Linked DNA regions of Homo sapiens: region 2 is linked to region 1. Evidence: chromatin contacts called from ENCODE Hi-C data. All regions are on one chromosome and are shown on one strand. The core of a region is the stretch at or near the end of the contact, and the rest is flanking DNA. Distances in the headings are between cores, read along the strand shown.

What was found. A loop is a pair of places that touch in the nucleus more often than their neighbours do. Pooled maps may share reads with other maps.
Region 2: a loop to region 1 is called in a map of B cell, with 13 times the contacts of the local background. The contact joins the promoter of UNC45A here to the promoter of AP3S2 in region 1. A Hi-C loop is called at or near these places in 6 of 168 maps with a recorded cell type or tissue (B cell, CD4-positive, alpha-beta T cell, CD8-positive, alpha-beta T cell and 1 more), 2 of 37 single-sample maps with no recorded cell type and 15 of 50 pooled maps.

What each region holds. Positions count from the first base shown.
Region 1 is chr15:89,891,986-89,896,620 of GRCh38, forward strand. AP3S2 (adaptor related protein complex 3 subunit sigma 2) reads right to left here and starts at 2,009. Exons shown (of 6, transcript NM_005829.5): 1 at 1,896-2,009. The coding sequence starts at 1,964. The region is part of intron 5 of ARPIN-AP3S2 (ARPIN-AP3S2 readthrough); the gene reads right to left. ARPIN (actin related protein 2/3 complex inhibitor) reads right to left here. Exons shown (of 6, transcript NM_182616.4): 6 at 3,021-4,635. RefSeq lists enhancers at 298-1,047, 2,040-2,189, 2,544-3,291.
Region 2 is chr15:90,932,738-90,937,372 of GRCh38, forward strand. UNC45A (unc-45 myosin chaperone A) reads left to right here and starts at 2,548. Exons shown (of 20, transcript NM_018671.5): 1 at 2,548-2,638; 2 at 2,807-2,968; 3 at 3,209-3,245; 4 at 3,548-3,723. The coding sequence starts at 2,588. RefSeq lists enhancers at 1-9, 1,634-1,733 and a silencer at 2,364-2,763.

The sequences.
Region 1 (4,635 bases), core at 759-3,258:
ACTTATAAATTGACAATCAAAATATGGCATATCCATATAATGGAATATTATTCAGCAATAAAAGAAATGAAGAACATCAGATACATGCTACAACATGGATGAATCTTGAAAACATTATACTACATGAAACATGGCAGACACACAAAAAACCACTTATTTATGATTCCATTTATAGGCAACGGAATAGGCAAATTCCATTTGCCATTCTGGAACTGGCAAATTTAGAGGGAAAGAAACTCTCTGGGGCTGGGAGAGTCATGGAGAAATAGGGAGTGACTGCTAATGGGCAGAGGTTTCTTTTTGGGGTGATGAAAATGATCTAAAATTGATTGTGGTGATGGTTACACAGCTTCTGTGAACATGCTAAAAAACACTGAATTGTCCCCTTTAAATAAGTAAACTGGGGCCGGACACAGTGGCTCATGCCTGTAATCCCAGCACTTTGGGAGGCTGAGTCCGGTGGATTGCTTGAGCCCAGGAGTTCAAGACCAGCCTGGGCAACATAGAAAGACCCCGTCTCTATAAGTAAATAACATAAAATAAATAAGTAAACAGTATGGCATGTTAGTTTTATCTCAGTAACCCTGTTAGAAAAAAACTAGGGGGGAAATTTGCATACACACAAATGCAAATACAAATAGTTACGCTGAATACTCATATACATACATATATATATATACTTTTTTGTGTGTGTGTGTGATGGAGTCTCGCTCTTTCGCCCAGGCTGGAGTGCAGTGGCGCTATCTTGGCTCACTGCAAGCTCCGCCTCCCGGGCTCACGCCATTCTCCTGCCTCAGCCTCCTGAGTAGCTGGGACTTGGAGGTGCCCGCCACCGCGCTTGGCTAATTTTTTGTATTTTTAGTAGAGACGGGGTTTCACCGTGTTAGCCAGGATGGTCTCCATCTCCTGACCTCGTGATCCGCCCGCCTCGGCCTCCCAAAGTGCTGGGATTACAGGCGTGAGCCACCGCGCCCGGCCTGAATACTCATATTTTTACCTCGATGTAATCTACTTAATAAAATGTAATCTAGCTTTAAAAATCTTATGAAGGAGTAAAATTATTTTTTCATTTCTAATTGACAAAAGACAATAAAAGTCTGAAAAGGGTTTATTAACTTGTCAACAGACGCAAGAGTAGAAAAGGTGGAGCTGAAGCCTGAACACGTTTTCTGGCTCTTTCCCCTCTTCAGTTCCACCAGTCCCCCAATTATGTAACATTTTGAAACCCTGCCATGAAGAAATATAATCTTCGAAGACAGGAAGCAAATACTGATGTTTATGTGTTTGCAAAGGAACGTGTTGGGAAAATTCAAATTTACGTAATCACTTATTGAGCCCTTATGCGGCAGCATTTATAATTTCTCATCATTTTTCCACTTTTAAACTGATTTTCTTCAACCCTAAGAGTGAAGGGTATCTAGTCTCTGGAAAGTCCCAGCCAACACTGAAGCAAAATAATTCCAAAAAAAAAAGAACTTTTCCAGTTCTGGCTATAACAAAAACTTTCAGAAACTTAATATTTCTTCCTCATGAAACTGTGGTCAACAACCAAAAAGATGACAGAATGTGACTTCAATCACTCAAGTTCTCATCGAGGCACACTCCCCACTGTCGCTTCTATCTCGTTCCCAGAGACCCACGGGAAAATGTCACAAAATGGCACAGAAATGCCAGGATCAAGAAAAGGGTCAGCGAGAGCGGGGCAGTAGGGCGGGAGACAGAAGGCCTGGCACCAGCCTGCGCCTAGATTAAATGCTTAAGTAGGGCGAGGGTCATGCTCGGTGCAGGAGCCCCAGGTGACCAAAGAGCGGTGCCCCCGGGCGCCGAGAGGCCAAAGAGGAGGGAAGACATAGTGGGCGCCCTGAAGGGGCGTGGTGAAGCCGGGCCGCACTCACGAAACGCTGGTAGAAGCGGACTAGCCGTGGCTTCCCATGGTTGTTGAAAACCAGAATCGCCTGAATCATCTTTGCCAGCCACGGTTCTCTCAGCACCGGCTACTCCCAGAAAGCTCCTCCTTCCGCCACAACACGATCACTTCCGGTTGGTGCGCTGCTGAGAGCGGCACTCGGAAACTTGGCCCCGGCGCTCACGAGCCCTAGCACCCAAGGGTCCGGCCTCTCTGACGCCTTGGAGGGCAGGTGCGGATGCCGAGGAGAGTGGTCACCTCGGCCAGCGTTGGTTGGCCAGTCAGGATGCGAATCCGGATCTATGTCCCTCGCCCAGACCGACGGCTGGCCCCAGAAGCCGAAACGACCGTCAGCCGGGTTGCCAAAACGGAGAGGCGGCGGGAGCTTGCTTTTCTCACCGCCCGCTCCAAATCATGCACTCCCGCCATCCCCTTAGCGCTCGCAGAACGTTCCGCGGAGTGGAGACGCCGGTCATTCGGCCGTTCGTCGGTTATGGAACATTTCGTTCATTTTAATTTTTCAGTATTATAATGCTGCAGTGAATTACGTAGCTGTCTCTCCGTGCAGATGGGCTGTTCCTCTATGGTAGACGGTGAATGGTGGAATTAAGGAATTTTTAGTGCATTTCCATTTAAAATCCCAAATCGATCAAGTTCTTATTTTTGTTTGTTCTTTTAATGACCCAGTGTGGGTGAAGTGGAGCATGTCCGTATACTGCAGATGGAGCAGCGGATACAGATGCAAATCGATCCAGAGGACTGTTTGGCGATATGGATCAGAAGCCTTTAAAATATATAACAGTCCGGGCGCGGTGGCTCACGCCTGTAATCCCAGCACTTTGGGAGGCCGAGGCGGGCGGCTCACTTGAGGTCAGCAGTTCGAGACCAGCCTGGCCAACAAGGTGAAACCCCGCCTCTACTAAAATTACAAAAATTAGCCGGTTGTGGTGGCGCGCGCCTGTAGTCCCAGATACTTGGGAGACTGAGGCAGGAGAATGGCTTGAACCCGGGAGGCGGAGGTTGCAGTGAGCTGAGATCACACCACACTGCACTCCAGCCTGGGTGACAGATATATAACATATATATATATATATATAAAACATTAGACTCAGCGTTTCCAGCTCTAGAATTTATGATAAAATGATTGTGGATGTGTGAAAAGATTTAGCCTGAGGAACATACATTTCTGCCAGAGTATCTTCAGAACAGTAAAAAAAAGAAGAAAAAAATATATATCTCAGCAGTGTTATTACAGGGGAAAATGGGAAGAAAATTATTACAAAAATGAGAAATTGGTTAAGTGCATTGTTCTACATTGAATATGAGAAATATTAAATAGATAATAAAAATCATGCTGGGAAAGATTTATGATACGGAAGTGTTCATGACACCTGTTAAGCTAAAAGATTACACAAAGTATGTACAGGGACAACCCACTTTGCTCAAGATTGGAGGCAAATACACCAAAATATGAATCATGTATCTGATGGAATGGCAGAGTCAGGGTGTTTGATCTGTACAGGACCCTGGAACCACACTGCCCTGATTCAAAGCATGGTTCTGCGGACTGCCTGGGCACCCTGGGCAAGTTTCCCCATCTGTAGAAAAGGTGTAATATCAGTTTCCTAAACTGGAAAACTGGAAAATGAGTCTACTGACTTCAGACAGTTGTTATAAACACAAAGGGAGTTAGTATAATATTTGTAAGCACTTGGACAGTGCATGGCACATAACTGAGTACCACATAAGTGATTTAAAAACATCTTTGGGTGGTAGGATTATCAAGTTTTCCTTTTTTTCCTTCAAAGAAATATGTACTACTTTTGCAGCCAGAGTTCTGGGGTTTGCTTGTTTGTTTTTCAGAGATAGGGTCTTACCCAGGTTGGAGTGCAGTGGCACAGTCATACCTCACTGTAACCTCAAACTGCTGGCCTCAGGCAATCCTCCAGCCTCAGTCTCCCAAACCGCCACCACGCCTAGTCCAGTTTTTTGTTTGTTTGTTTGTTTGTTTGTTTGAGATGGAGTCTCACTCTGTTGCCCAGGCTGGAGTGCAGTGGCACAATCTTGGCTCACTGCAACCTCCGTCTCCCGGGTTCAAACAATTCTCCTGCTTCAGCCTCCCCAGTAGCTGGGATTACAGGCACATGCCACCATGCCCAGCAAATTTTTGTATTTTTAGTAGAGATGGGGTTTCACCACATTGGCCAGTCTGGTCTCAAACTCCTGACCTCAAGTGATTCACCCATCTCAGTCTCCCGAAGTGCTGGGATTACAGGCGTGAGCCACTGCGCCCGGCATGGCCCAGTTTTTAAATAAATAAAAACCAAAAGTCAGTTGCACTGAAACTTGACAAAATGTTTAAAATGTTGAGGAAGAATATCAAAGAAAATTCTGAAACAGAATTATGAAGAAGAACTAGCTCTGCCAACTATGAAAACCTACTTTGATGGTTCAAATTGTAATTATAGGAAGAATAACTGAAATATTATAAATAATTTAGGCATAAAATAATTTTAATATGTGATGTAGGAGTGGGAAGGAATTCAGTAAATACTATTAGGATAACTGGTTAGCAATTTGAAAATAAGTAGTTAGGTATAAAACCAGATAATAACCTAAACAGAAGAAAGCGAAATTGAATAAGATCCAAAAATCTGTATTAGCTTAGAAGCAATAAAAATCACAAAACATCAACAGATATATAAAGTTTTTTTATAAAAAGAATTATT
Region 2 (4,635 bases), core at 1,298-3,797, 1.0 Mb after region 1:
CCCCCAGCTCAGTGTGCTCTGTTGGGGGTGCAAGAAGAACATAAGCCTGGCTCTTTGGGAGCCCACAGTCTGTGGAAAAGAGGAAGACAGACAAGAAATAAGGCAGTGGCCTCACAGTGCTCTGAATCCAGGGTGGCCAAGGCTCAGGGGACTATGGGAGCGGGAAGAAAGAACAATCCCCACACCCTCAGAGTCAGAGACAGCTTCTCCCAGAAGCTCCCCCCAAGAACCATCTTCAACCTGTAAAAGCTCTGAAAATTCTCCAAGTGTTCTAAAAATAGTTCTCCCTGTAGGGATGGGCCAGGTTCTGTGGGCAGGGGAGTCTACCTTTGGACCCTCCAGGAGACCCTAGGGCCTGACCTGAAAAATCAGAGCCTTCCCTGGGAGCCCTGCCTAATTGCTTCAGACTTAGGCTCCCAGGTAGCTGTGACGTTTCTGCAGGAACTGCCTTTGTTTGTCCTCAGTGTTGCAGATGAAATTTGCCTTGTCTTCTTATGCTATGAGAGCTCCTATTTCAGTCTCTAGGCATCTTCTGTGGGCCCCTGGGGTGATGAGTGTTGTCACTGCTGTCCTGGGAGCATGATGTTGTCAGGCCTGGGTAGGCACTGGAATAACACTTAATTCTGCTGGCTGGTGGCCTTCTGGAGAAATTCCCTGCCTTAGGGGCAGCTGAGGGGTAAGAGAGACCTGGTGATCCCCATAGAACTTCTCTGTGAGAGGGGGTTCCCTATTAGCTAAGTATACTCTAATCAGACATGTAGCTTTTGTGTTCTGGCTGGTAGCTGGGGCAGATAAGGCTCAGGGGAAAGGCTAATGAAAGGAGTCACCCTTGGTTTTCAGCTAGTCTTGGTGGTTGCCACGTAGCAGAGGTTAGGGAGGGAAGCCCCACATGCTGGAACTGAGGTCTCTGGGACCTGAAATAGGAGGGTCAGAATTCCCAGAGCTTCCATGGCAGCCTGGAAGTTGGAGAATGGGTAGAAACATATTTGGCTGTAAATGCTTGTTTGTTCTTCATACTAATGGCTCAGCTGCTCTCTCATCCCTCATTCTGTCCTCTAGTCCTTTGAGCCTTCTCTCCTTCAGCAGTTTGGCAATGCAGGCCCCACGTTTTCCAACAGGAGACAGAAACCCAGTCCCTGTCATCTCTCTCTAAAAGCCTGTGATAGAGAAGCTTCAGGCTCGTATTAATGGTGCCCAAGGGCCTTGGGGCTTTGACTTTTATTTCCTTATTGTCTGCAGTCACGGCCTAGAAAGAGAGATGTTGGGGTTCCCAGGACCAGGACAGAGGTGGTAGTGAACTCTCATGGGCATCCAGAGAAGGTCAGGCCCCTTGCTGACAGGCCTATCTGTGGGGCTACTGCTGCTCTTCAGCTGGGTGACCCTTGTCCAGCCAACCTCTCTCTCAGGTACAGCACTTACCCCTGTGGCCCACCTGCCTCTGGTGCTATGGGCTATTCCTGGGAACTGGAACTGATGGGGATGGGTGGAAGGGCATCTTTTCTTCTGGTAGGGGCTGATCTCTTTTACTCTCCAGTAGGGGTGGAGTGAGCTGTGGAAAGGCCCCTCCTGCTTGTCTCTAGCACCCCCACCTCTCTCTTCAGCTCTGGTCCACCACCCTCACTTGTGCCAGACCACCCGGGATGTCCATGGCCGTCACTACCCTGGTTTCTTTTGCCCTCGTCTGTCTGATTCTCCAGAGGAAGCCTACTGCTGCCACCTGCAGGCTGCAGGGGGCTCCTGCTGCACCCGGGCTGAATTTGAGGCCCTGTACCAAGTCAATCTGTCCGCTCTTCCGCCCCCGCCCATCCTCAGGTGAGATCTCCAACCCCAGAGCCACTGGAACATCGACAGGGTGTTCCAGTATCTGGGGCTCTGTTCCTAAATTATGGGGTGGTAGGCTTGTAACTTACAGACTAGTGAAGGGACAGACCGCAACAGAAAATCATGTAGATCATGATTACAATTACAAAGGAGAAGTTCAGGGGGCTGTGCAAGCTGGTAATGGGGAGCCATCCTGAATCTGCCCATGGGTGGCTCTAGGATGAGCTCCTAAATTCGTATGCAAATGTGTGTATGTAAGACGACACTTATTTGGGGAGGGAGTCCTGAGCTTTCTCCGGACTCCCAGGGATTCTGTACCCCCCACAGAGCGCAGCAGCGAGAGCGCGGTCGGGGCCGGGATCCAGATACTTTTTCTCTCCCGCAGGGGCCCAGGCCCGCTCCTAGTGCTGGGCCTCTACAACCTACTGGTTGTGACCCTGATGACCGTAGACCTCGTGCACTTCTGCTGCGGTCGGGGCCGGAGTCTGGGCTGGAGCCACCGCAGGCCTCCCTCTGGGTCCTCCGCCGCGAGCTCCCTGCAGGTCTCTGCGGGGACAGCTTAGGTGCGCCCGGAGCTTGCCTGCACCTGCGATCCAGAGCCAAGCGCCCCGCCCCTGCCCGGGCGCGCTCCCTCCTTAGCCCTGCCCCTCTCTGACCCCACCTCCGACGCAAGAGTGGGGCGGGGCAGCTGCCGGTGGCGTCCCGAACCCAGACTCGCCCCGCCCCAGAGACTGCGCCTGCGCGGGCACGAGACAACCTCTCCGCGATGACTGTGAGTGGTCCAGGGACCCCCGAGCCCCGGCCGGCCACCCCCGGGGTGCGTACCCAACCCCCGCGCCATCACCCCTTCGCACCCGCCCTGACCATCCCTGGCCTCCTTCTCCCCATCCATGAGGCTCGCCCCGATCCCTCCTCTCCTCTCCCCTTAGCTCCCGGGCTCTGCCCCGAACCCCCTCCGACGTTTCCGCCCCCTTTCTCTCTACAGGCCAGCTCAGTGGAGCAGCTGCGGAAGGAGGGCAATGAGCTGTTCAAATGTGGAGACTACGGGGGCGCCCTGGCGGCCTACACTCAGGCCCTGGGTCTGGACGCGACGCCCCAGGACCAGGCCGTTCTGCACCGGAACCGGGCCGCCTGCCACCTCAAGCTGGTGAGGGAGCCTGGCGCTCTTCCCCTCGCCCGCCCGGGCCCCGGTTCGCCCATCTAAGCTGATGCTTGGGCCCCAGCTGGACATTCACGCTCCCAGGCCATCCCCGCTTGCCAGATGTTTTTTGCACCTCAGGGTGGTGGGGGATCGGGTGACCTTGGAGAGCGAGAGTACCCCTGCTGCCTGGTTAGTGCCCCGAGAGGGAGATGACCATTCCTTCAGGCTCCTGTCTTTCTCTTACAGGAAGATTACGACAAAGCAGAAACAGAGGCATCCAAAGGTAGGGGAATGGTGGGCCCTGGTGTGGAGCTGTAGGGCTTCTGTGGTGGGCAAGGACTCTGGGACCGCTGCACCGTCACATTCTCCTCCTTTGGCCCCAGAGACACATCTGCCTTCTTTCTTTCCCACTGCCTCGGGCCTTTCCTTTTCTGCAGCTACCCTCACCTTTTCTGAGGCTGAAGCACCGAGCCCCACATTCGTCCCCCCCACCTTCTTCTGGCCTTTCCTCGAGATCTTTCCCTACTGCTCTTGCCTGGAGACAGTGGCCTCATGGGTGCTGACAGCGCTCCTGTTTGTGCTCAGCCATTGAAAAGGATGGTGGGGATGTCAAAGCACTCTACCGGCGGAGCCAAGCCCTAGAGAAGCTGGGCCGCCTGGACCAGGCTGTCCTTGACCTGCAGAGATGTGTGAGCTTGGAGCCCAAGAACAAAGTTTTCCAGGAGGCCTTGCGGAACATCGGGGGCCAGATTCAGGAGAAGGTATGTGAGTGACCCAGAGAGGTGGAAGCATTGACTGGTGGTGAAGGGGTCTGGGCCAGGGGTGTAGACACAGTTCTCCAGACGAGATCCCGGTGGCAAGTGAACCTTGCCTGTGGCCAGGGAAAAGCAAATTAAGATGACAGCACATTACTGTTGATTTGGAGGTCTGTCTGGCAGATATTTAAAAGTTTGTACACTTTTCGAGAAGGAGAGAGGCAGACACATCAGTGGTGAGGCTGGGGGCCAAGGGCTCTCTGATGACTGCTGGAGGGGTATAAATTGGTACAGCTCTTTTCGAGAGTACTTTAGCATATCTATTCAATTTCAAATGAGCGTATCTTGTGATCCCATATGTTTACTTCTTGCTGTTTCTCTCAGAGAAACCTTGTCCACGTGCACAAGTAGACATGTGTATGTTTATTTCAGCCTTTTTTGTAGTAAGAAAAACTTGGAACTTGCCTGAATGCCCAGCCATAGAGGAATGGCTGAATAAATGGGTAATGTCCTTACTACAGACTCTTATATAGTTACTGAGAATAGGTAGATACACACATATTGAAATGGGAAGCTCTGGGACACTTGTTGAATGAACAAAGCAAAATAGGCAGGGCATGGTGGTTCATGCCTGTAATCCCAGTGCTTTTGGAGGCCAAGATGGGATGATCACTGGAGGCCAGGAGTTTGAGACCAGCCTGGGCAACATAGTGAGACCCTGTTGCTACCAAAACCTAAAAAGTTAGCTGGGTGTGGTGGCACACCCTTGTAGTCCCAGCTACCTGTGAGGCTGAGGCAGGAGAGTCCTTTGAGCCCTGGATTTTGCAGTTACAGTGAGCTATGATCGTGCCACTGCACTCCAGCCTGGCTGACAGAGTGAGGCCCTGTCTCTTTCAAAAAAGAAAAGAAGAAGAAAAA